3 separate regions of the Mus musculus genome follow, and all the other regions are linked to region 3. A link is a loop called in an ENCODE intact Hi-C map of the cell type or tissue named here. Cell type or tissue: left cerebral cortex. All regions are shown on one strand. Links, peaks and the distances in the headings refer to the core of each region. The heading gives the core; the rest is flanking DNA.

What was found. A loop is a pair of places that touch in the nucleus more often than their neighbours do. Peaks named below come from ENCODE experiments on the same cell type or tissue, not always from the same donor. Only the 100,000 strongest peaks of a DNase experiment are listed, where the experiment ranks them.
Region 1: it touches region 3 in a loop (2.8-fold over the local background); 4 of 42 quality-filtered maps call a loop at or near these places.
Region 2: a loop joins it to region 3, with 6 times the contacts of the local background. A loop is called at or near these places in 4 of 42 quality-filtered maps.

What each region holds. Positions count from the first base shown.
Region 1 is chr3:158,895,621-158,904,075 of GRCm38, reverse strand. No RefSeq gene overlaps it. Among named protein-coding and RNA genes, the nearest start is that of Gm20752, 180 kb to the left of the region's middle. In left cerebral cortex, for the core only: no CTCF peak of the experiment used is centred there; DNase peaks (open chromatin) are centred at 4,434, 4,523 and 4,667.
Region 2 is chr3:158,907,138-158,915,592 of GRCm38, reverse strand. No RefSeq gene overlaps it. Among named protein-coding and RNA genes, the nearest start is that of Gm20752, 160 kb to the left of the region's middle. In left cerebral cortex, for the core only: no CTCF peak of the experiment used is centred there; DNase peaks (open chromatin) are centred at 3,887 and 4,955; H3K27ac peaks cover 321 bases.
Region 3 is chr3:159,026,838-159,035,292 of GRCm38, reverse strand. No RefSeq gene overlaps it. Among named protein-coding and RNA genes, the nearest start is that of Gm20752, 45 kb to the left of the region's middle. In left cerebral cortex, for the core only: a CTCF peak has its summit at 3,471; DNase peaks (open chromatin) are centred at 309, 3,544, 4,433 and 5,126; H3K27ac peaks cover 4,208 bases.

The DNA of each region.
Region 1 (8,455 bases), core at 301-8,300, 130 kb after region 3:
TTGATCCCCAGGGCCATCTTGCTGACCAGGTGTACCATCATAGAGCCATTCCTATATTCTTTATCCCTTTTCCTTACCTTGTTAGCCAAGCTGCTGATTCCTGAGGATAGCTATGTATAGAGGCTAACAATTATAACAGATCCCAGCTAAGAATAGTCATCTACCTTTTTTTGGGAAATATTTTAAAATAGATTATCTTTGTTATTAAGATACTACATAAATATTTCTCAGATGTTAAGACGAGAGCTTATTTATATTTGTGTTTCTATATTAAAAATTATACGTATTGTTTATTATCTTCTTGCTTATTTTGTTGAAAATAACATTATTGAGGCTCTATCATGTGTCTCTTCTTTCATCTACGTATATAAAGCATACACCTACATTGAAAAGTATAAGTATTAATATATAAATGTCATATAAATATGATATGTATTATCTTACTAGTATAACATTTAACAAATATAAGACTCTACATTTTAAAAGTAAATAATACAGGATAAGAGCTAAAACACTTATAGTTAAATATATAATAATCATTGTTATATAAATAACATTAAAATTCTCCCAATAAGAGGTTTATAATATCCAAATCCTAACAACAACATTGCATACATCAAGCAGAAATTTCATCCAACTGTGTTCTAATAATTCAAAGAAAAGAAAGCTAAGGGATGAGCATTTGTTTTGCCACAGAGGCACAGACAAAGTTTGTAGGAATGCTTAATTACACCCTTTACATCAACTCAGCCTAGATTATATAATGAGGGTGATGCTACCAACAGGCAATTTTATCTAAAGACACATCTTGTACCATTAGTTAGAAAATGCAATAGCTACCTGCTCATAGAGGAGGGCAAAGGTGACCCTGTCCTTGGTTTGTAATCAAATGTCCTTTGCATTTTGAGATCAGATTTGAAGTTTCCAAATGACACATTAGGTTTCAGCTGTTATTCTTGATGGTACATTATGTGTCATTTGATCCAGCAAGATGACAATGCCCCATAAACACAGTGGAAATGTAGTTAATAAGGGAAGATGTTGTAAGTCACTATCTTGTGACATTTCATGTTATCATGCTTCTTTCTCTTCATATGTATGTTCTCATATATATGGAGACACTCGCTCACACACAAATTGTCTTAGTCAGGGTTTCTATTCCTGCACTAACATCATGACCAAGAAGCAAGTTGGGGAGGAAAGGGTTTATCCAGCTTACACTTCCATACTGCTGTTCATCACCAAAGGAAGTCAGGACTGGAACTCAAGCAGGTCAGAAAGCAGGAACTGATGCAGAAGCCATGGAGGGATGTTCTTTACTGGCTTGCTTCCCCTGGCTTGCTCAACTTGCTTTCTTATAGAACCCAAGACTACCAGTCCAGAGATGGTACCACCCACAAGGGGCTCTCCCCCTTGATCACTAATTGAGAAAATGGATTTTCTTACAGCTGGATCTTTTTTTTCCCCATTTTTATTAGGTATTTACCTCATTTACATTTCCAATGCTATACCAAAAGTCCCCCATACCCACCCACCCCCACTCCCCTACCCACCCACTCCCCCTTTTTGGCCCTGGCATTCCCCTGTACTGGGGCATATAAAGTTTGCGTGTCCAATGGGCCTTTCTTTCCAGTGATGGCCGACTAGGCCATCTTTTGATACATATGCAGCTAGAGTCAAGAGCTCCGGGGTACTGGTTAGTTCATAATGTTGTTCCACCTATAGGGTTGCAGATTCCTTTAGCTCCTTGGGTACTTTCTCTAGCTCCTCCATTGGGAGCCCTGTGATCCATCCATTAGCTGACTATGAGCATCCACTTCTGTGTTTGCTAGGCCCCAGCATAGTCTCACAAGAGACAGCTACATCTGGGTCCTTTCGATAGAATCTTGCTAGTATATGCAATGGTGTCAGCGTTTGGATGCTGATTATGGGGTGGATCCCTGGATATGGCAGTCTCTACATGGTCCATCCTTTCATCTCAGCTCCAAACTCCAAAGTCTCTGTAACTCCTTCCATGGGTGTTTTGTTCCCAATTCTAAGGAGGGGCATAGTGTCCACACTTCAGTCTTCATTCTTCTTGAGTTTCATGTGTTTAGCAAATTGTATCTTATATCTTGGGTATCCTAGGTTTGGGGCTAATATCCACTTATCAGTGAGTACATATTGTGTGAGTTCCTTTGTGAATGTGTTACCTCACTCAGGATGATGCCCTCCAGGTCCATCCATTTGCATAGGAATTTCATAAATTCATTCTTTTTAATAGCTGAGTAGTACTCCATTGTGTAGATGTACCACATTTTCTGTATCTATTCCTCTGTTGAGGGGCATCTGGGTTCTTTCCATCTTCTGGCTATTATAAATAAGGCTGCTATGAACATAGTGGAGCATGTGTCCTTCTTACCAGTTGGGGCATCTTCTGGATATATGCCCAGGAGAGGTATTGCTGGATCCTCCGGTAGTACTATGTCCAATTTTCTGAGGAACCGCCAGACTGATTTCCAGAGTGGCTGTACAAGCCCGCAATCCCACCAACAATGGAGGAGTGTTCCTCTTTCTCCACATCCACGCCAGCATCTGCTGTCACCTGAATTTTGATCTTAGCCATTCTGACTGGTGTGAGGTGGAATCTCAGGGTTGTTTTGATTTGCAATTCCCTGATGATCAAGGATGTCGAACATTTTTTCAGGTGCTTCTCTGCCATTCGGTATTCCTCAAGTGAGAATTCTTTGTTCAGTTCTGAGCCCCATTTTTTAATGGGGTTATTTGATTTTCTGAAGTCCACCTTCTTGAGTTCTTTATATATGTTGGATATTAGTCCCCTATCTGATTTAGGATAGGTAAAGATCCTTTCCCAATTTGTTGGTGGTCTTTTGTCTTATTGACGGTGTCTTTTGCCTTGCAGAAACTTTGGAGTTTCATTAGGTCCCATTTGTCAATTCTCGATCTTACAGCACAAGCCATTGCTGTTCTGTTCAGGAATTTTTCCCCTGTGCCCATATCTTCAAGGCTTTTCCCCACTTTCTCCTCTATAAGTTTCAGTGTCTCTGGTTTTATGTGAAGTTCCTTGATCCACTTAGATTTGACCTTAGTACAAGGAGATAAGTATGGATCGATTCGCATTCTTCTACACGATAACAACCAGTTGTGCCAGCACCAACTGTTGAAAATGTTACAGCTGGATCTTGTGGAGGCATTTCCTCAACTGAAGCTCCTTTCTCTGTGATAACTCCAGCGTGTGTCAAGTTGACACAAAACTAGTCAGTACACAAATCATGCTTTTGCTAAGGTATAAATGGTCATTCAGAGAGCACAATCCTAAAGATGATGTGTACTTTAAGATACCTCTGGATTTTTGTTTTTATGCCTGCAACAGGGATTAAGGATGCTCACATAGCCAATGGCTGTTGTGAATAGATGAAAAGAAGGCATGAGAGTGAGATATGTGTCTGAAACTGTAGTTTAAAAAATGCCTCAAATTTCATGTATAAAAGAAAGGGATAGTATATCGATATTTGAATAGTTTTCACAATTCTACTAGGCTATGTTTCATTCATAATAACTCATGCTTGGGCAGCATACAATGAAGAGACAAGTCTGAAGGCTCCCAGCTTATCAGCATCAGAGCTAGTACCTAAGTTGTAGCATTGCTCTCAAAATATATATGCTCCAAATTGATCAGTTCTGGTCAGAAGAGTATTTAGGGGTAGATGTTATCTTCCTAACTTGGACTTTGAATTACAAGCAGAATTTCAGTAGATGGCAATAGAGAAAAGGCACATTTTGAGCAAAAGGAGATAACATTGACAAAATTGAAAGAATAATTTTTATGCATAAAGGTAATACTTAGAAAAAATTTAGGTTGAATCACGAAATTCCTAAAAATCCAGAAGTGACTTAAGTTCGCTTTACTAAAACATAAAGATATCACATGGGTGAGAGATAGTAATTTATTTTCAAAAAACTTGTGGCCAATTCTCATTGACTACCTGTAGTTATGTCCTTACCAGCATGGCAGAGAAAAGTGGTTATTGTCCTTAATTTGTATGCATGCTTAGTATGAATTACACTCATTTTACCTACATATGGATGTGTTTGGTGCTCATTTGCCACATCCTATGGATGAAACTCAGAAGATAGCATGCAAAAGTCAGTTCTATTCTACCATCTGGACCTAGGAACTGAATTCAGGGCATTGGCTTAGAGACAGACACCTTTATTAATTGAGCCATTTTGCCAGCTGTGAGTTTAATTAAATGGACAAAGAACTAAAAATGTCCAAAGAAAGATGAAAAGAGGGTGATGAAAGAAAATTTTGACTTGTTTATTCCAATCAATGAAAAAAACTGTATCATGAAGCTGAATGTAAGAGAGTCTGCTATAAATAGAACTGAATGCAGAATATTTTAAGGTCAGCAGATGGGGCTCTAAGAGGTGAAAACTGCACAGAAATTCAGTTTAAGACATAAGAACATGTAATAAATTCAAAGAAATATAACCTATATCCATAATTCAGAGATAAATTTTCACTTTGTGGGTAAAGTACAGACTATGCAAAAAGCCAGTTCCCTCAAGAAGTAATTAGAGAATAAAGGGACTCTCAAAACACAGCAGGGAGAGCTGGGCTTATAGGAACAGAATTATAAGACCAGGATTTGGGCCTAGAAAAGAATGGCAAGCTAAGGAAAATGAGGAACTATGGGAGAAGGTATCCTGAAATTTGTTTAATGTCTTTAGCTTTGATAACAACCTCCTGCAAGTCACACAAGCTCTGTCTTATTTCCACACAGTACAATTGCTGTAATGATATCATAGAGGGCAGTATGCCACACCAAATCTGAAACTAGACTCCAGTTCAAATTCTAACTGCATACCTGCGTAAGAATTATCTCTCCCCAAATTCTTCATATGTAAATTGAAAATTGTTGTTCCAGTGGATGCAAGCCTAATACAGCAAAGCATTGGACAATGATAGAGTGCTACTATGATTCCAGGATTGGATATTCTGAGCTTTGGGGCTAATATCCACTTATCAGTGAGTGCACACCATGTATGTTCTGTTGTGATTGGGTATCCTCACACAGGATGATATTTTCTAGTTCCATCCACTTGCCTAAGAATTTCATGAAGCCATTGTCTTTAATAGCTGAGTAGTACTCAATTGTGTAAATGTACCACATTTTCTGTATCAATTTCTCTATTGAAGGACAGATGGGTTCTTTCCAGTTTCTGGCCATTATAAATAAGGCTGGATGAACATAGTACAGCATGCATCCTTGTTATAGTTTGAGGAATCTTTTGGGTATGTGCCCAGGAGTGGCATATTTGGGTCCTCGGGTAATACTATGTCCAATTTTCTGAGCAACTTACAAGATACAATTTGCAGACTACATGAAGGTCAAGAAGGAAGAAGACCAAAATGTGGGTGCTTCGGCCCTTCTTAGAAAGGAGAACAAAATACTCACGGGAGCAAATATAGAGATAAAGTGCAGAGCAAATACTGAAGGAAAGGCCATACAAAGATTGCCCCACCTGGGGACCCATCCCATATGCAGTCACCAAACCCAGACACTATTGTGGATGCCAAGAAGTGCTTGCTGAAAGGAGCCTAATATAGCTGTCTCTTGAGCTCTGCCAGATCCTGACAAGTACAAATGCAGATGCTATCAGCCAACCATTGGATTGAGCATGGGTTCCTCAATGGGGGAGTTAAAAAAAGGATGGAAGGAGATGAAGGGGTTGCAACCCCATAGAAAGAACAACAATATCAACCAACCATATCCTCCAGAGCTCCCAGGGACTAAGTCACCAACCAAGGAGTATGGATGGAGGGAACAACAGCTCTAGCCACCCATGGAGCAGAGGAAGGCCTTGTCAGGCATCAATGGGAGGAGAAGCCCTTGGTCTAGTGAAGGCTGAATGGATGCCCCAGTGTAGGGGATTTGAGGGCAGGGAGGTGGGAATGAGTGGGTGGGTAGGGGAACAACCTCATAGAAGCAGGGGGAGGGGATAGGGAATTTCTGGGGGGAGGCTCAGGACAGGGGATAACATTTGAAATATAAATAATAAATATCCAAATGGAAATGTTTAAAAAGAAAAATATGTAATCAATTAAAAAAAATTAAAAAGAAATAGATTCCAGGATTGGGCTGCTTTATTTTTCAAAAGAAAGAAGCATTTTAAATTTGAAAGATTGGTAAATTTGACTAAAAGGAATCATAATAGATACAGTAGAGAATTGGAATATCATAAAATGGAGGACAGATAACAACAGTTATGTGACAAAACATAAGATGCCAATATTTGTAATTCAACCTTTAAAAAGCTTACAAAATTTTAGCAATAGAGCATTCTGTAGGAAAGAATAAGCACACATTCATTACAGCTGTTTATAGATTGAGCAGAAAGGGAGGGAAAGCCAATTCTCCATGTGAGTAACAGACAATGTGTGCTCCATTACAGCTAGGATCTTACTATTTTGTAAACTATGTGCATTTATTATTGTAATTTAAATTTTAAAATTTATTATTATTATATGTGCATGCTATGAGTATTCGTGTGTGTGTGTGTGTGTGTGTGTGTGTGTGTGTGTGTGTGTGTGATGGTTTACATCCTATTATATGCATGTGGAAATCAAAAGGCAACTATTTGGAATTAGCCCTTTTCCACCCTTTTCATAGGTCCTGGGGCTCCAAGTCAGATCACCATGCTAGTGTTGCAAGGGCATTTACCCACTGATCTCACCAGCCCTCTATGGAAGTTATGAGAAGTACATATTTGTATATAAGCTATGAGTAGATAAATTCCTGAGTACAGTGTGCCTAGAATGTCATAGGATCTACAAATGTGCTAATTCTCATTTTTGGTGGTATATAGACACATTGGAAACATCATGGATTAATCATATAAGATAGCTTCTATTTTAATGTTTTATTACAGGGAAAACCATATTAAGAGAGAACTTAGTCTGCACAAACAAGATCAGAAAGGTGTCTCAGAACACAAGAGATTTCTATCCAGTAGGCTTGTTCTTGCAGTGGGAATGATTTAGCCCAGGATTGTTAATTTATCATACCACTTTTTTTTGATTTTTGTTTTTTGTTTTCTACCATGGTCTACCATGGTTTCACATAACCATCCTACACCTCATTTCAGAAGAACACGATGTGTAAACCAGAGCATATTATCCCACTCCTTAGGCCAATTCATATATATGTGTGTGTGTGTGTGTGTGTGTGTGTGTGTGTGTGTGTGTTATCCCCTTTCCCAATTTCCCTCCCTCCAGGGAACACCCTATCACATCCTGCCTCCCCCTGCTTCTATGAGGGTGTTTCTTCACCCACCCACCCACTCTGACCTCCCTGCCCTCCAGTTCCCTACATTGGGGCATTTATCAAGCGTTCATAGGACCAAGGCCCTCTCCTTCCACTGATGCATGACAAGGCCATCCTCTGCTAAATATGCAGCTGGAGCTATGTATACTCCTTTGTTGATTGCTGAGTCCCTGGGAGTTCTGGGGAGTCTGGTTGGTTGATATTGTTCTTCCTATGGGTTGGCAAACCCCTTCAACTCCTTCAGTCCCTTTTCTAATTTCTCTATTAGGGAACCCACGCTCAGTCTAATGGTTGGCTGCTAACATCTACCTCTGTATTTGTAAGGCTCTGGCAAGGCCTCTCAGGGGAGTGCCATATCAGGCTCCTTTCAGCATGCACTTCTTGGCATCCACAATAGTATCTGGGTTTGGTGATTGTATATGGGATGAATCCCCAGGTGGGACAGTCTCTGCTCTATACTTTATCTCCATATTTGCTCCTGTGAGTATTTTGTTCTCCTTCTAAGAAGGATTGAAGCTACCATACTTTGGTCTTACTTCTTGTTGAGCTTCATGTGGTCTGTGAATTGTATCCTGGTTATTTGGAGCATTTAGGCTAGTATCCACTTATCAGTGAGTGCATACCATGTGTTTTCTTTCACAATTGAGTTACCTCACTAAGGATGATATTTACTAGTTCTATCCATTTGCCTAAGAATTTCATGAATTCATCATTTTTAATAGCTGAGTAATACTCCATTGTGTGAATGTACCACATTTTCTGTATCTATACCTCTGTTGAAGGATATCTGAGTTCTTTCCATCTCCTAGCTAGGTCTAAGTAGAACAAGGAACTCCACATGAAACCAGAGACACTGAAACTTATAGAGAAGAAAGTGGGGAAGGGCCTCAGAGATATGGGCACAGGGGAAAGATTCCTGAACAGAACAGCAATGGCTTGTACAATCGACAAATGGGACCTCATAAAATTGCAAAGCTTCTGTAAGGCAAAGGACACTGTCAATAAGACAAAATGGCAATCAACAGATTGGAAAACGATCTTTACCAATCCTAAATCTGATAGGGGACAAATATCCAAAATATATAAAGAACACAAGAAGTTGGACTCCAGAAAACCAAATAACC
Region 2 (8,455 bases), core at 301-8,300, 120 kb after region 3:
TTAACACTAGATTTCTATTTGTCAATAACTTTAAAACAGGCTTCCTTTCTTAAATTTTACAGATTGCCTTAAGGAGCCTATTTTATAGGACAGGCATTAAAATAAGTCTATCTGAACAAGGAAAGGCTGTAGAGAAGGCCTTATTTTCTTACACTAATAGAGGGCTTTATTTCTATTTGCATAATGGACTCAGACAACCAATGATTGGCTAAATTGCTCATTCTGTTTCTTGCCTCAGGCTTTGGCTGTGAGCAAGCACAAACACAAAATCCGACTGCATGGGACATTAAACAGGTATTCTTCTTTTTAAACTTTGTGATCTTCATTTCCTAGAGTTATCCAATGGAAAGCAGATGTAAATTAGGAGCTCAACTCACAGAAATAATAGGTGCATTTATACTGGCTTCCCATGGAGATGCCTCTAAAAGAAGTTCATGGAAGGCACAGTTAGCACTTCCAAATGAAACACTCATTCCTACAGTTTCATAAATACTCTGCTTGTTCTCTTCAAATATTGAACTTTTCATGCAGAGCACAAGGTGGATACAAACTAACAGAGGGTGGAATCCTAGCAGAGGGCTACCTTCTCTAGAGAATGAAAATGCATTTATGGGCTTTCAATGCTGCTTATTCAGACACAGAAGACCAGGAACAGATTCTTGAAATCGGACCTGTCGCTGCTGAGCAGTGAGTGGATGGACCTGGAAACTGAGAGTATTCTGAGCCTCTCTCAACATAACTGTTAAAGAAAAGCCCTGGCATACTACAAAGTCATTGGGAGAATGTGATTCTTGTTTGTGTTTGTACATATCTGTTTTTAATTTTTGTTTTTTTGTTTTCTTGTTCTTTTTCTTCAGTTTCCCTTAATAAGAAATAGCAAACAAAAACCAGAAGTAAATAAATTATTCTGTTATATGGATTTAGAACATTCCTTAAAGTTTTTAGATCATGACCATGGAAATGGTACAGTACTTGCTAAATAATAGTGGGGAACTTAGTTCACATCTCCAACATCCCCATAAAAATAAAATCTAGGCACTCTGGCCTATGACAGCAGTTCAGAGGAGGGGAGGCAGGACAAGTGGATTCCAGAGGTTCACTGGTCAGACAATCTAGCTCTAACAGTGAGCTATGTGCTCAGTTAAGAGGTCCTGTGTCAATCAATCAATCAATCAATCAATCAATCAATCAATCTAGCTATCTAGCTATTTAGCTATCAATCATTAATCAAATAATCAGCAATCAATTAAAAATCAATCAATTAATAAATGGGAAAAACATGGAGGAAGATACCCAGTGTCAACCTCTGGCTTCCACAAGCTCAAACACAGGCCACCATACCTTCTAACAAGCACTTGGATTCTTCAAAATACTCATGCATTTGTCATAAAGATAATAAATGCTGACTGAGTTTTTCTTGAGATTATAATGTTGAACAGAAGTCATTAGTTAAAAAGTGTTGACTTTTAAAAAACTGCCTACTTGCACCTAATTTTTAATTATATCTTAGGTGTCTGCTGCTATCTTATACAAAGAAGATCCATTTGTAAATGAAAGAAGCAAACACCACAATCTGTTCTATGGAATATCTTGTGACCATTTCCCTATAAAGTTTTTTTAAAGATTTACTTACTTTGTATATGCTGATGTTTGCCTATATGTATGTCTCTGCACCACATGTGTGAAGTGCCTGTGTAGGCGAGTCTGAGTTGCTGGATATCCTGAAACTGAAGTTATAGATGGTTGTGAGCCCCTATGTGGATGCCAGGAATAAAACTGGGATCATCCTCAAAAGAAGCCAGTGAGTACTCTTAACCATTGAGCCATCTCTCTAACTTTATCTTTCCCCTCTTTAATTTGCAGTCATTTTCCTCTTCAATTGTTTGAGTCTTATGTTCCAGGCTCAGGATATTGCTATAGTTGAGAATTTTCACTGCCCTTGCATACATTTTATTATTAGTAATTATGGTAGATTTTATAACTGCTATAGTTTGACAGTAGTGGCGTTAGCTACTTCCTTTATAGCCTCATACCTGAGATCTCAGACTATACCAAAATTAAATGCTGCAGCAAACTCAGATGTACACACAGACATGTTTTAGAAATTATGTATATTTTAACAGTGGCAATAAAGGCTCACAAGACTGTTCTGTATATTCAGAGGCAACCATTCCCTTGAGATGCCTGTGATGGTCTCTAGATTCTATGACTATGGATGCAGGCTTCAGTAGGATTGCAGTGAACCTTAGGAACACTCAGTCCTTTCAAGTCACAGTTAGTGAAGGATCCCACATATTGTAACTTTCTCTAGAGGAGAACCATTCTATTCTGGATCCCATGAACCATAAATACCTGAATCAACTATGTATGAACTACTACTTAAAACACACACCACATTTACCCTCCAACTTAGAAAATATTTTTCACACAGTCATATTATTTTATTTGTGAGACAATTATCAAAACAACCCTTTGTTAGTTGTCAGAAAGAGCCTGTCTACTTCGGCTCAGGAATTTTGAAACTATGTAGGAGCATTTGTGCTTTCTAGAGCCCTACTAGCAGCAATATCTACACTATTATCTCTCCGCCAAAACCTTATCTAGCTCTAATTGCAAAAGACCCTAGATAAAATGCCTTTTTTGGACCTCTCACAGAGGAGAAGAAGTCAGAGTGATCCATCTGGTTATTGTCAAAATATTCAAACTGAGGCATATGAATTAGTAGCAAAATAGTATGACATTGAATTTTATTGTGATAAAAGATAGTCCAAAGGAAAAAAATGTGTGTGTGTGTGTGTGTGTGTGTGTGTGTGTGTGTGTGTGTAAGCTTTGTTATTTTTGTGAAGGGGTTGCAAATGTCCTTCTATGAGTAAATGTATATGTGCATGTTCTCATATGTAAGGGTACATACATACATGTAAGAGGCCTGTGGTTGACACCAAGAATTTTGTCCCACCACTTTCTACTTCATTCATTTGGCAAGATCTCTTGGTTGCATCCAGAATTTCTTGATTAGGCCAGTACAGCTAACCAGCTTGCTCAGAGATTTCCCATTCTCACCTTCTTGGCATTACAATTACATGTGGGCTATTTTACTTACCCAGACTTTACATGAAAAGATCTAAGTCCAGTCCTTGCATTTTTACAAGTATTGTATCTGCTGAGACATTTTATCAGCCCCATATAGAGGTTTTGAATGGAGTCCTTCTTAAAATTGAAACTTTACTCTATCATCTACTGCCTGTATAGACTTGTTTATATAAACTTGTTTAATCTCATGCATGCTGCATTCCTTATCCATAAGCTCCAGTGACGTCCTAAATATTGCAACATACAAAATACTTAGTGTATTCTTAACCCAGTGAATAATAACTGTAGGTAAAAATCTTCATTATTTTTTGTTGATGTTATTAATATTCTCTCTTATTCTTGGGACTATATGTGAATTTTTGAAAAATCATCAAGGTCTAAATATGAAGAAGGTGTTTAATAGCCACATGGAATAAATCAAGATATAAATCACATACAGATGTACAGCAGGCTATCCTAGCAGTCAATATAAATGACAGCTTTTGTATGAAAACATTGTTCAACTTAGATTGGCTATTCAAACTATGACTGAATCCTAGGATTGTTTTCAGTTTGCAAGTCTCATTCATAAAAGACAGCAATTGCATATGTATTATGTATACCATACATGTGTGCTGATCCTAAAGGAAGAGAGACTAAATATTTTGGTGGGAATATATATTATAATCCTAACAGAAAGCAATTCATTTTCACAGTGGGCATTCTAGCAGTGTCACTAGCTTTAAACTTCCTACAGTCCCATCTGTCTGCGTTGTAATTCTAACTCTACCATGAAACCTTAATTTCAACTTCTATGAGATAAAGAAAAAAATGGGTTAAAGGGGATGAATGAAATGAAATGCAGAAATCATTTGACACAGTGATTGGTACATGCTAAATACTGTTATCTAAGATGTATCAAGAGATCTCTGGTGCTCTACTCAGCCTGGATTTTATTGTTGTTGTTGTTTTGTTTTGTTTTGTCTTATGTTGGTCATACAACCCAGTGCTTCGGTCATGACAGACAAGGACTCTACTATTGAGCTACACTTCCATCTCTGATATTAAAATATATAATTTAATCAATCACCAAGATGTTTAATATTCCAGTCACAAGGGAAACATTTGTGTATACACAAGTATGCTTCTATCAGACACAATAAAGACTTACACTTAATCCTAGATCAGAGTGCAAGAAAGGCACAGTGACACAATGCCATAGTCCAGATAATAGGACTGAGATAAATGCCACCTGATTGCACTTTGCCACAGCCCTCAGCATAGACAGCCATGTCACAATGAACTAAAGCTTAATTCCTATTTTAGAGCAGGTCCTGTGGACTGTTTCTGGAAAATAATGTCATTCTATGATGCTTGCTGAGATTGTGTGTGTGTGAGTATCCTCGGGACACTGAACTCTACTCAGACCCAAGGCTATACTATTAAGGCTCTCTACAGCTCCAGGAGCAGGAAGTTGCCTCCCTTTGTTACACAACTATTTTGCAAGTATTGAATAAGTATGCCTTACATGTTGCAGAAACTATAAAAGTAAATCATAGAAACAACACTAGAGAAATGAAAGCAAACACATTTGCTTTCCCATATGTGTTTCAATCACTGGACTAAACATTGTTTTCACCTCTATAATCACTATAAGAAATGGGCCCCATTGTGTCCTTCATTTTACAAAATGATGCGTTAGAATTGCACAATGCCACACAACTAACTGAGATGTGGGTTCAGGCAATATGAATGCATTGGTAACCTTCCGACTATAACACAGTTTTATGCCATAAGCTAACATACCAAAATCATCCATAAACCAGTCACTATTCAAGCCACGAACAAATGCACATGCACACAGTACTATTTTATGTCAGAACATCATCCAGTTTGCAGTCAGTAAAGACAATCTGTTCCACACCACTTTTAGATATACTTGAAGCCTTTCCGCATCTTTTCCAAAATTTTATATTCTTGTTGGAATCTCTCTCAAACCACAAACTCTTCATGATTTTTCTCCCACTCTATGATCCAAATAGCATTTTGGATTACTTACATGTAGTCTTCATAGGACTCTATGCAGTCTTTCCATTGTCCATTCTTTACCTATCATTAGGGTTTGAATAACCTGGAAAGTTTGCTAATCAGAGGATTACTTACATCAATCCTCTGATTAGCAAACCTTGTAGTTTGTCCCTGAAATTGAGAGTCCCACAACCTTTTAATCCCACTTCCTGTGATTTTTTTTTCATCTTTTTGAAATAGAACATATTTGTAAAGACAGAATTGTCTGGTGTTAACACATGTAGATTTCTCAAATTCAAGAGCAGTAAAGGTTCACTCCACTTAGACAGATCATAGTTTGGTTTCTTCTGCATTCCAGTCCTATTTAGTCAATGGTTGTCAGAATCTCTATTGAAGATCCCATAGCCAGAAACTGTGTGGAGTGATAGAACTTGAGACTTACAGTTTATTACATTTTTTTTTTGTAAATTTTGTCTTCCTGTCATATTGAAACCTATTTAGATGACACCTGCTGCCAAGTGACCACTGTGAACATTCTAAAAGTAGTAAAAAAGGAAGTAAAGCTGTGTCTAATCCTGAAAGCCAGTGTGCCCTTGCATGTTTAGCCATTTAAAATTAAGGGTAACTTACCATTTCATAGGGAACATTGAACAACAAAAATGAAATGCAAAAGTGTCTTTCCATTGGAGCTTTTACATTTTAATATACTGAAATTTTTCCCATAAAAAGGCCTCCATGTGCTTTATGTGGTATCAGGATTTAAAACTTGAGCCTCCAAAACAGATATAATGTTTCACACAGGTTGCCCTAGCACTGGCAAGGTGGAAGAAGGAGGATCAAGAGGCAAAGGTTATCCTTTAATTATATACTGAGTTTGAAGCCAGCCTCGGTGACATGATCTCATGTCTCAAAAGATAAATAACCCATGTTGTGGTAAAATTGTTCTTTTTATAATAAAGAAATAGTTTGGGTATGGTTCAATTCCTCCTCCCAAAGAAGATTCAAGTTCAAGATTCCAATCAGTGCTCTTAAAAGGGTACAAAGCTTCAGAGACAGAGGGGCACAGATTAGGAAATTTACCACTAGATCTTAGTATGTACTCAACCCCAACAAAGATGTTGGTTTCCAATGCCATAATCCCAGTTTCCCTGGAAAGACCTCATTTCTTGTCCCACAGCCCAGACCCCAATCTTGCATACTTCAGTCTGATTTGTCTTTTCTTGTCTCTGCCTTTTCAAAGAACCTAGTTCTTGTCCCAGAGGTAAGATTGGAGTGGGTGGGTAGGGGAGTGGGAGGGGGGGATATGGGGGATTTTTAGGATAGCACTAGAAATGTAAATGAAGAAAATACCTAATAAATAAATAAATAATATGCAAAAAAACCAACCACAACAAAATAAATTTAGCAATTTGCCTTGGGGGTAAAAAAGATTGCATGCTTTGCACATTTTTTTTTAATAACTCTGACACTGATACCAGCACCAGCTGTCAGGGTTGGTGATCAAGATAGCAATCTATATATACACAATACCTCTGTTCTCTGAATGAAAGAAAGGCTTGTTGTTGTCCTGGAATAGTATTCTTTAGTAGCCAATCTTCTTTCCTTCTTGGTACAGAAAAGCACTAATGATTACAGTAACTGGATAATTCTAATCAGATTTGCACAGTAGAATGAATTGCACTTTCCTATCATATCAAACTCCCACTATCTTGCTACTTGCTTTTTTTCTTATGGGTTATTTATTTATTTATATTTCAAATTTTATCCCCTTCCCAGTTTCCCCTCTGCAAACCCACTATCCCATCCCCCCCCCCAACTCTATGAGGGTGCTCTCCCACCTACCCACCCAGTCAAACATCAAAGAGACACTTGGAGTCAATAGTACTGTTTTATAACTAAAGGCCAAGAGACTGAGAATAGCAAGTAGTGAGGTTACATCAAAACAATCAAAAATAGTGATGGCTAGATCTCTCCATTCTTTCTCTAAATTGACAGAGTTGACTCAGAAGTTAAGAGTGCTTGGAAGAAGACTGGAGTTTAGTTCCCAGCACCACAGGAGCAGCCTACAACTCCAAGGGAATCTGATATGATGAATTCTTTTGGCCTCTGCAGGTACTGCTTTCATACACATGCACACCAATAAAATTAAAAATTAATCTTTCAATGGACAAATGTGATTCACCCCAATAAGTGTTCTCATTCTGTTTGAAACTGGAAATATTTTAGAGAAAAGGAAGGGGATGATTTTGGGAACATAGCATGAAAGTTCTTGTATCTGGATATCTCGAGAGAAACTAGGACTGTTACGTACACAGAATTCTTCTTTGTGAAAGATGAAAATAACCAGTTCTTCCATACAGGAAGCTGAACATTGGAAGTGGTTAATAGCCTGGTGATCTGCATTATCTGTTAGGCCATATCAAGATCCTACAGTCAGGACAGGAGTGGCCTGTAAATGGCCTGTATAGCTAGAGACACTCCAATACTCCCACAGCAAGAACAGAGTTGGCTAGTAGCCCAAAAGGACCCCTATGCTATCTGTATAATGGACACCTTAGCCTCTTAGCCTAGTGCAGGTAGTGTATCACTAGATCCCACTTTCTTGGAAGAAATTATATTCCCTGAGTTGAGTTTCAATGTAATTACACTTTCTTGTGAAACATGGATTTTATTACAGCAGGAATAATTTTTCAAATTATACTGGGCTTAAATATATTGGGAATAAACCATCTATTTTGAAACTCACCGAAGTCTGATCCAGGCTCCTAAAGTTAATCTGTGCCAGGTTTTCATTCTTATCTCTGTGCAGTGTGCATCCCTATATGATACCTGCATGAACCACTACTACCACCACCCCAGAATGAGGGAAAAGAAGGTACATATAATAATAGAGAAATAGAATTGAAATATTTTGTGTCCATATATGAAAATGATACCAAAACTGCATTGTCTTGAATTAGTCATATATATTAACAATACTTATAGTACTTACAGTACTCAAAATTCCCAATATTTAAATTATAGGCATGGCATTCAATCCCTATCTAATACTATCTTTCATTCACTTGTTTTTTCAACAAGTAATAACTATTGTGAAATTCTGTTTCCAATTCTTCAGTGTTGGGACATTCAATTTTATACGACTTTGCAGTTGAGAGCATTTGGAAAAGACTTTAGTTTGGTTTGTAGTACCCACATGATAGCACAAAATCATCTGTCAACACCTTTTTTGGCTTCTGCAGGCACCAAGCATACACACTGTACACATAAATGTACATATAATTCATAACCCATAAAGTGAGTTAATTTCCTGAATTCTTAAATTTTGAGAACAATGAATGGGATGCTTCCATAAAGA
Region 3 (8,455 bases), core at 202-8,201:
CACATCAAATCACTGCAGAACTAGGCAACCCCCTCCCACTGAGGCCAGACAAAGCAGCTCAGTTGGGGAATTGGATCCATAGGCAGGCAAGAATTCTGCTAGTTCTTAAAACATCAACTGTAACACTAGAGGGCCACTTAACCCAGAAGCCCAGTCCTTGGCAGAGAGGTGAGGAGGATGGTATGGAGGGAAGACGAGGTAGGGGAGAAAAAGGAAAATCTCTGAAAGTGTAGCAATGCCTCTGGAAGGCAAAGCCTAGACATGTGGTGGGAGTGGAAGAAATGTGGAATTACAAAAAGAATCCCTCCCACGGATATCTAAAAATGATGCTCCTAGCAGCTTTGGGTATCACAGTTGTGCAGGCAGAAAAGCATTTGATTAGCTCCCTGGCGTTATCTCTGGGGTGTGGGTGTCTTGGAAATCTACATGCACAGTATTCCTTTCAGATAATTGAGCGGTCATTGTTCTCTACATGCTCTCTACATAAAACCAAAATCAGAAGCTTGAAATGAATGTCCCTCTCAAGGGTAAGAACACAGTGAGTGCTATGGCAATTTTATGCTTGGTATTTAAGAACAAGATTATGAGATTTAAGGTTGAAATAAAATTTCTGAATGTTCCAGAATGAAGAGCACACCCCCACCCCCAATTTTTCATTTGCTGTACAGTGCTTCTTGGAGACTTGCAGTTAGCTCTTTTCATACTGCACCTTCCAATATGAAGGTAGATAGTTCATTAGACTTAGTTCATTTGGATTTTTCATAAGCTATAATGTTCTGCAAGGCCTGCAAGATTGAATGGTAGGGTCCTCAGAAAGAAGAAACATTTTCTAAGTGATTTCTATTGTAAAATAAAGGAGCTTTCACTTCAAATTTGAGGAGAAATTCAGGCCACAGAAAACTGTCCTTCTATGTTAGCTGGTGCTCCATCAGCTCTGATTAATGACTTATCATTGCTTCCATTTCTCTGTCTAAATCACCACCAGTGACAACAAGCACCTTTCAATCACAAGTATAGTCCACATATTTGTTTATTGATTGCATTTCAATTGACTATCAGTGACAGCAAGGGTTAGTTTAGAAACAGGAAATATGAGGTTGTGTATCAGTTATTAGTAATTTAAGAATTGCCAAATTTTCTTGTAAAATACCAGATAATAAATATCTCAGATTTTACAAGTTATATGAGTCTCTGTTGCAGCTGCTTGATTCTTCCAGATTTAGCCAAGATAATATATAACAAATGTCTATGGCTGCGTCCATCCTGCCAAACTTTCTCTACAAAATTACAGGATTTGACAATGTTTTGTTGACCCTTGAAATGAGCAATGCCTTCATAGGAAAGAGTGGATTCGATCCAACATATAAATAACAACATACTACTTCTAACTCATTTCATGTCCACAGTTCCATTCTGACAAACATATGAAAAAGCACAGCAAAAGATATTTGTAGGACAGCAGGGCATTTTGGTTAAGAGCTTGTACCTTTGCAACAAGATTTGGAATCAGAATCTAATTTTGCATTTTCTGAGCTGTATAAAACCAAGCAGACTGTTGCCTTCAGAGTGCCTCATTCACCCGATCTGCAAAACAAAGTCAGTATCATTTGCCTCAAGAGTGAAGAACCTGTCAATAGATACAGGAACATGTGTTATCATCATCATCATCAACAACAACAACAACATCAATCATCATCATTATTTCTATCATCTCCCCCCCCCCCCCCGCAAGCTCAGTCAGGCCTCATATAATAATGAATATGAATAAGACTACATACATAAAGCACTATGTGATTCTTAGTATATAACAGTGTTTAATGAGAAGTTGTAATTCACATTGAGTTTTAAAAATAAAGGAGTACAAAATAATCACATGATTATCTTTATATTTACTATGATAATTACCAAAAGCTTTATTTGAATAACAACAGAAATGGGCTGAAACATCATGCTTTAGGGTCTGGAACTTATTCTATTTTCTCTCTAAAGAGCAGACAGTATGTGGAAACTCCTCAAAAAGGACTTAAAGGGAATCTCAAGTAGAATATATTTCATTAGAAGTAGTAATACATCCTTTAAATTGTCATTTATTAATTTACTTTTTGCTTATTTTTAGATGTACTTCAGAAGATACCTTTAAGAGATATGCTTTTTGTTTTGTTTTGATGTTTTATTTTGTTTTAAAATGAGTCACCAAATGGCTGGGCCCTGAGAATAAACTCTCAGGAGAGCCACTATAGTGGCACGTTGCTGTGATCATAGCATTTTTGAGTTGAGAAAGAAAGAGGAGTTCAAAGTCATTCTCACTTTAAGGAGATTGAAGCTATGACTACATGAGACCTTGATGCGATGCCTCTTCCCACAGTAAAAGCACTGTTCTGTGTCCTGAACTCTTCCTGTCAGAACTAGATCCCATTACCCCTGAGTAATTTGTTCCATATGGATCTCATTATCTTGGCACCTGCTGAGTAGAGAAATGATGGGCACATAAACCCAAGCAGAACACAAACTAGAGAATGATTGGGGTGCTTCTGTCTCCAAAAGATGTTACTCACTAGCTTTAGTCTTTGAACACACCTACAGTTTTTCTAAGATTATAGCACTTTAGAAAAAAAAAATCATACATAGCAAAACAAATATTTTTAAAAATTTTTACTTCTTCCCATTATAGGCTAATTCACTATTTAGTGACATGAAGGCCAATTTGTGATTTGAGAAATAGCTACACAATTATTTTTTGTGTTGATTTGCTCAAAGAAGTAATAGATTATAAGAAAGGCTAGAAAGAAAATGCAGGGTTTTTTGTTTGTTTGTTTGTTTATGTGTTTGATTGGTTGATTGGTTTGGTTGGTTGGTTGATTGATTTTGTTCATTTGTTTGTTTTTGGTTTCTTGAGGTAAGGATTTTTCTGTTTTCCAGGGTTTTCTCAAACTTGAGGACTCAAGTGATCCTTCCATCCCAGGTGATAAGTGTGTAAACTAAAGAGACTCCCATCACCAATTTCATGATTTAATGGTGGTAGGGTAGGAGAGGTAGGTGATGAATAGCAAGAATTTTCTATTGCAGATTATTTTGTTTTAACACCATATAGCCATATCTAAAGTAATATAACAAAACTTACATAAGATGGTTCAAGTTCAACTATGAGTCATGATTTATTGTTATACTAAATAACTAAAAAATAAGTGTGATAAAAATACACTCTAGATTCTAGAGAGAATCTAAAATATAAAATTACTTCAAGTGATCAAGAGATTTTAGCATAGGTTAGGTACAGTTTATGATGAAACAATGTAGATGAAATTTTGGAACTTAGAGGAGGCTAACATCATCGTGTGCAGAATGTATCAGGGCAAGGCAGTCTTAGAGCGTCATAGGCAGAGGATACAGGTTGAGTAAACAAAAGGAAAAATACATTGCAGTCAAAAACTACAGCTTGAGCAAAGAAGGGTTCTCTAGAAAGGGGGCAGCATCCTCTAGGGAAGCATCCTCTAGGGAACTGCCAGGAAGCCTTTGAGACAGTTGCTTGGTAACCATTCCTCACAGTTGGCTGCTGTGTCTGAGTCACTCAATCTTTTGGCTGCCCAATCCATTTTCCACCTACACAAGGTTCAGTATTTTGAATGGAATTTAATTCTAAAACAGCAGATACCAGTGGTGGTCGTAAGATTACCTTCCTGATCATCTCTCCTTAAGTTCTGGGGTAAACTCTTGGTTTCTATGCACACACCTATACTCACTCAGATGGAATGCTTAAGGATGAAAAGTATTTTAAAAATAGTGCTTTATGGTTAACAATCCAATCCTAGAAAAATTAAAGTCTAAAATTACAGAGAAAAAGACCCTAGGGAGGTGGGGAAATGCCTTTCCAATGGAGTAGTGAAGTAGGGAGGAAGAGATAAAGGAATAAAGAGTGGGAAGGAGAGAGTTGGGAGGGAAGGTTGGGAGAAGAAAGGAAAGAAAGAAAATAAAGAGAGATCTGGAGAAATGAAGGGGAGAGAAAGAAAAGAAAGGAAGAAAAAGGGTGGGGAGGGAGGGAGACACTTTCAGAGACGCTGCTTTTAGCATTGACAGCAATGAACAGTGTTCATTACATCCCATGTATTTTCTTGATGATGAATCTGATTTCTATGTGAACAAGTTGCTGACTTATCAAGAGCTTTTCTGGAGATCACCAGCATATGAGAAATTACAGTAGGTATTGTGCTTTACAGCACTCACCATGTCTATGAGAGTTCCTCCAAAACAGTTTCCTACTTGCTTTCAAAAAAGGGTAGAGATTGTGGCAGTGAATTACAAGATGATGAGCAGAATTGGGGAGACTGAAATGGTCAGCACAAGATCTACAGTGCCTGGTACAACCTTCTAAGCCCAAGGAATTGTGGGGGCGATTTGCTCCCATCTGCCTCCATTGCTTTTTATTCCACATCACTTCTTTCTCTCTCCACCCCCACAAGCACATGCACAGCTGAGGCTATTTCTAGCTTGCTTGCAAAGACAGAAATCACACCCAGGCACAAAAGAGGTAGGAGAAGAAACTATTGAGAGTGGACCACATTTTTTGAGTATCCAAGCTGCAGAAAAGAGACCCGTAAGCCGCACTTTATTCTTCCCATTGTTCAGTTTTTTTGCTTCAATGATGAATTCTAAAATAGGAGAAAAGAGAAAGGAAAAGAAGGGCATAAATAGTAGAGGGGAAATATTGGGAAAAGAAGAGGAATAGGTAGGAAGGAGACAGAATTAGAGGGCAGTGGAGGATGAATGTGGCATGTTATCACAGAACTTTGTAGACAAGTATGATATTATACACTTTTAAATTAAATATGTATATACAAAAGTATAATTCCTAAGATTTCTTACCATTAAGACGTGAAATTGTAACCATGTGAAGGAAATTTGTCAACTTGGAACACATTATTTCACTAAAACAATTTCTGAGAAAACAAATAGTTTCAGAATTTTGGCCATTAACTGAACTGTAACAGTTTTTAGGAGAGGCAGAGTACTTCCATCAGGAAAAAAAAAATTCCTCCTCTGAAATGAAGTAGAATGTTTGCTTTGTGCTTCCTGGAGACCAGCATCAGTCAACTGAGACCTGGGGGTGTGTTCATGTGCTATTCTTTTTTGATTCATATGTTGGGGAGGAAATGAGTCATGTTGATTAAGTGGCTTAAGCCACCTACTCATGCAAATTATGTGTGTAGCCTGGGAAGAGATAGACCTGACTGCTATGGGATGGCCAATGTTCTTTTTCCAAGATAGTGTGGGCCTTGCAGGCTGCCCCGGTCAACTTCTTGTTCCAACTGGACGCATAGTAAACTCTGCAGGGAAATAAATATGTGTATATTTGCCTGAGTTGGAATTTAATTGGTCATTATTACTCATTGCAAATATCAGACACTTATATTTAACATATATTTATATTATCTTTATTGACTTCGTTTAAGAAACTGAATATCAGATACTCATTATAGAAATAAAAACAATGCACTCAAAAGCATATCGTTTTAATATATCATCAATAGATAATTAAATCTCTATATAATAATATCAAGGAGGTTAATGAGTAAACTTTAGATATAAGTCTACTTATATCTAAAATATGTAGCCTTCTTAATCTGATTTTGATATTACAATGTGAAACCCACCACTGATTAAAAATATTCCTGTGGAATTCAGGCAAGGGAGTGGACTAATTTATTTGCTTCACAAAGCTATACTGTAAAATGTTTCAATATTTACACTACTCAATTTAGTACATGGTTTTATGTTTTTACAAATTTTTCTGCTTTTATGAAGGCCAATTATTGAGGGAAAAATGTTTTGTTTTAAAATGAACTTCTCCTGTATCTTTCTCTGTCCAAACATTAAAAAGGTAAGAAATCTAGCCAAAGCAAAAGTCAGGATGACAGGGGCTTTTACCATGTGTCCCACAGAATAACCTTTTTAATGAGTATTAGTTTTGTGGAGTTTGTTTGTTTGTTTTGCTGTTGTTGTTATACACATAGTGATCACTTCCCAGTCTTTCTATCAAGCTGGCTCTCTAACATAACCCAACATTTTCTTGCCATATGGAATTTGGAGGGGTTAATCACATCAAGTCTCTAGTTGTATTCTTACTCCTTTTTGTCCTTTTTGGTTTCTTGGCTATAACTGCTTTGAGAATATCACATGATCAAAAGCAAAAAAGAAATAATTCCTTAGCTTTAAGAGACTTTAAATGTCTAAAAAGGAAGGTTCTGCATACAAACTCCCACAACATAGAAATGCACAGCCATAAAATGTGATCAAGGCCCGGGTGTAAGGAACATTGGTTCCATCCCATCTCATCCTCAACTGAGTCATGGGTGGTTGTTGTTGTTTGTTCTCATTCTCCTCTTCGCCCTCCTCCTTCTTGTTCATCTATATATTGAGACTTATTAGCTTTTGCCCTAATGATGTGTATAAATATGCAATTCAGAATTTAGGAGGTGAAGACAGGAAGATTGTGAGCTTGAGTCCAGTCTGAATTACACGGTGAGAACTTGTGTCAAATGAACATTGAGTTTTTATAATAATGCTTTAGTTTTAGAATCTAGGATATTTCAGAATTACAGTGTTCTTGTAAAAAAAAAAAAGTAAAAGAATATTCTTTAAATAGTTCTCTGTAGTCAAAATGGATTATTTCCCAGGAAGCAAGGCAAGGAAGGTACACAGAAGAAGAAATTATTAATGTCTTGATCAAGTGAATACTATAGTTCACAAAATAATTAATGGCCTGTTGAGAGATGTTACATGAATTTATGAAAGAAAAATTTAGAAACAAAAGTTACTTTCTCATCAACACAAAAGATGGGCAGAGGAGATACTTCAGTGAGTATAACCTTTGTCATGCTATTGTGGGGACCTGTGTTCTAATCTTCAAAACCCATGTAAAGCCTGGCATGATAGTGCACATCAGAAATTCCATAACTTCTACAGTGGGATAGAAGCCAGAGACAGAAGAATCCTTAGGTGCTCACAGGCAAACTAGCATGCTCTATGCAGACACAAACAACAAACTTTCTGATTCAAGGTAAAAGGCAAGGAAAAGGTAAAATTCAGGTGGTCCTCTGACCTCCACATACATGCTATAGCATACATGCAAACACATTATATACTCATAGATATGCATGCATTTTACACACACAGAGAGAGAGAGAGAGAGAGAGAGAGGGGGGGGGAGGGAGGGAGAGAGAGAGAGAGAGAGAGAGAGAGAGAGAATAGAGAAAGAATATTTTCTTCATCCTGGAAAGTTGCTAATGACATGAGATGAATGCCCCTAGGGTACTGAGACTAAATATTCTCACCTCCTAGAGTATGTATGCTGAATATAGCAAATCAATAGTGAGAAAAGAGCCGGACTTGGCTCCTATTTCAGAATCGCTTTTTCACATTTTTCTGTGGAAACCTCACACTTATTAAGGGCCTGTATGCTCATGTACTCATCTCCTTTGGATGCTGACATTACTTATATCAACATCATTTGATAGATTTCTTTTTTGTGAAGCTTTATAAGCATTTGGAAATTTTAAGTTTACCAAAATAAATTTGTATTAGGAAATCTTAGTCTCTTGCTTCTTAATCTAGAGCAGAGTCCTAGTAATAACACACATATGTCAGTCTCTTAGATATCAGAAGTAATCCCCAAAGTGACAGTCTCCTAAAGTTTTCAGATCTAAGATGTTTATGACTGAGAAAGGTTTCAAATTTGACTATTTTAAAATAACTGTCTTAGAATGTATGCATTAGTAAAATCATCCTTTCTTTTCCATGGTTTTGAGTTCTTCATGATCTGCACATTGAGTGTTAATGTGTTAATTGTTGGGTTGCAGAGTGGACAGAGAGAAATGTGAGCATTTGGGTGGCAGTAGACAGACATGGGGGCCTCAGCCGTGCTCATTCATTGCATTAACTTATTATTATGAGCCTCCAATTTTTTGCTACCTATGATGTGGGGATATTGACCTCCTTAAGATTGCTATGAATAATAATAATAACAAATAATAATAGATAAGTTAATATTTAAAGTATCTAGAACGAATTTCTGGGTGTGTATATTGTTTATATGTGGCCATGGGCTCTGCTAGCTAGTGTATTTGCATTCACAGGAAGGGCAAAGGTTGTCTTTCCCCAGCTTCTTTATTTTTTGAGTCAAGGTCTCCCAATGAACCTGAAACTCATTGATTCAGTTACAGTGGCAGGGCAATGATATGCAGGTATCTTCCTGTCTCTGCCTTCCTCTTCTCTAGCAGTAGGGTACAAAAGCATGACATCTGTTGAGTTTTTGAATGTGGAAAATATGAAATCATACATGATATGCACTTTACTGATTAAGCAATCTTCTAAGTGCTTACCATATCAATTCTCCTTCTATGGATAAGTTTGGTAAGAATTTAGACACCAGGTACTCATTGAACAAGCACTCTAATCATCT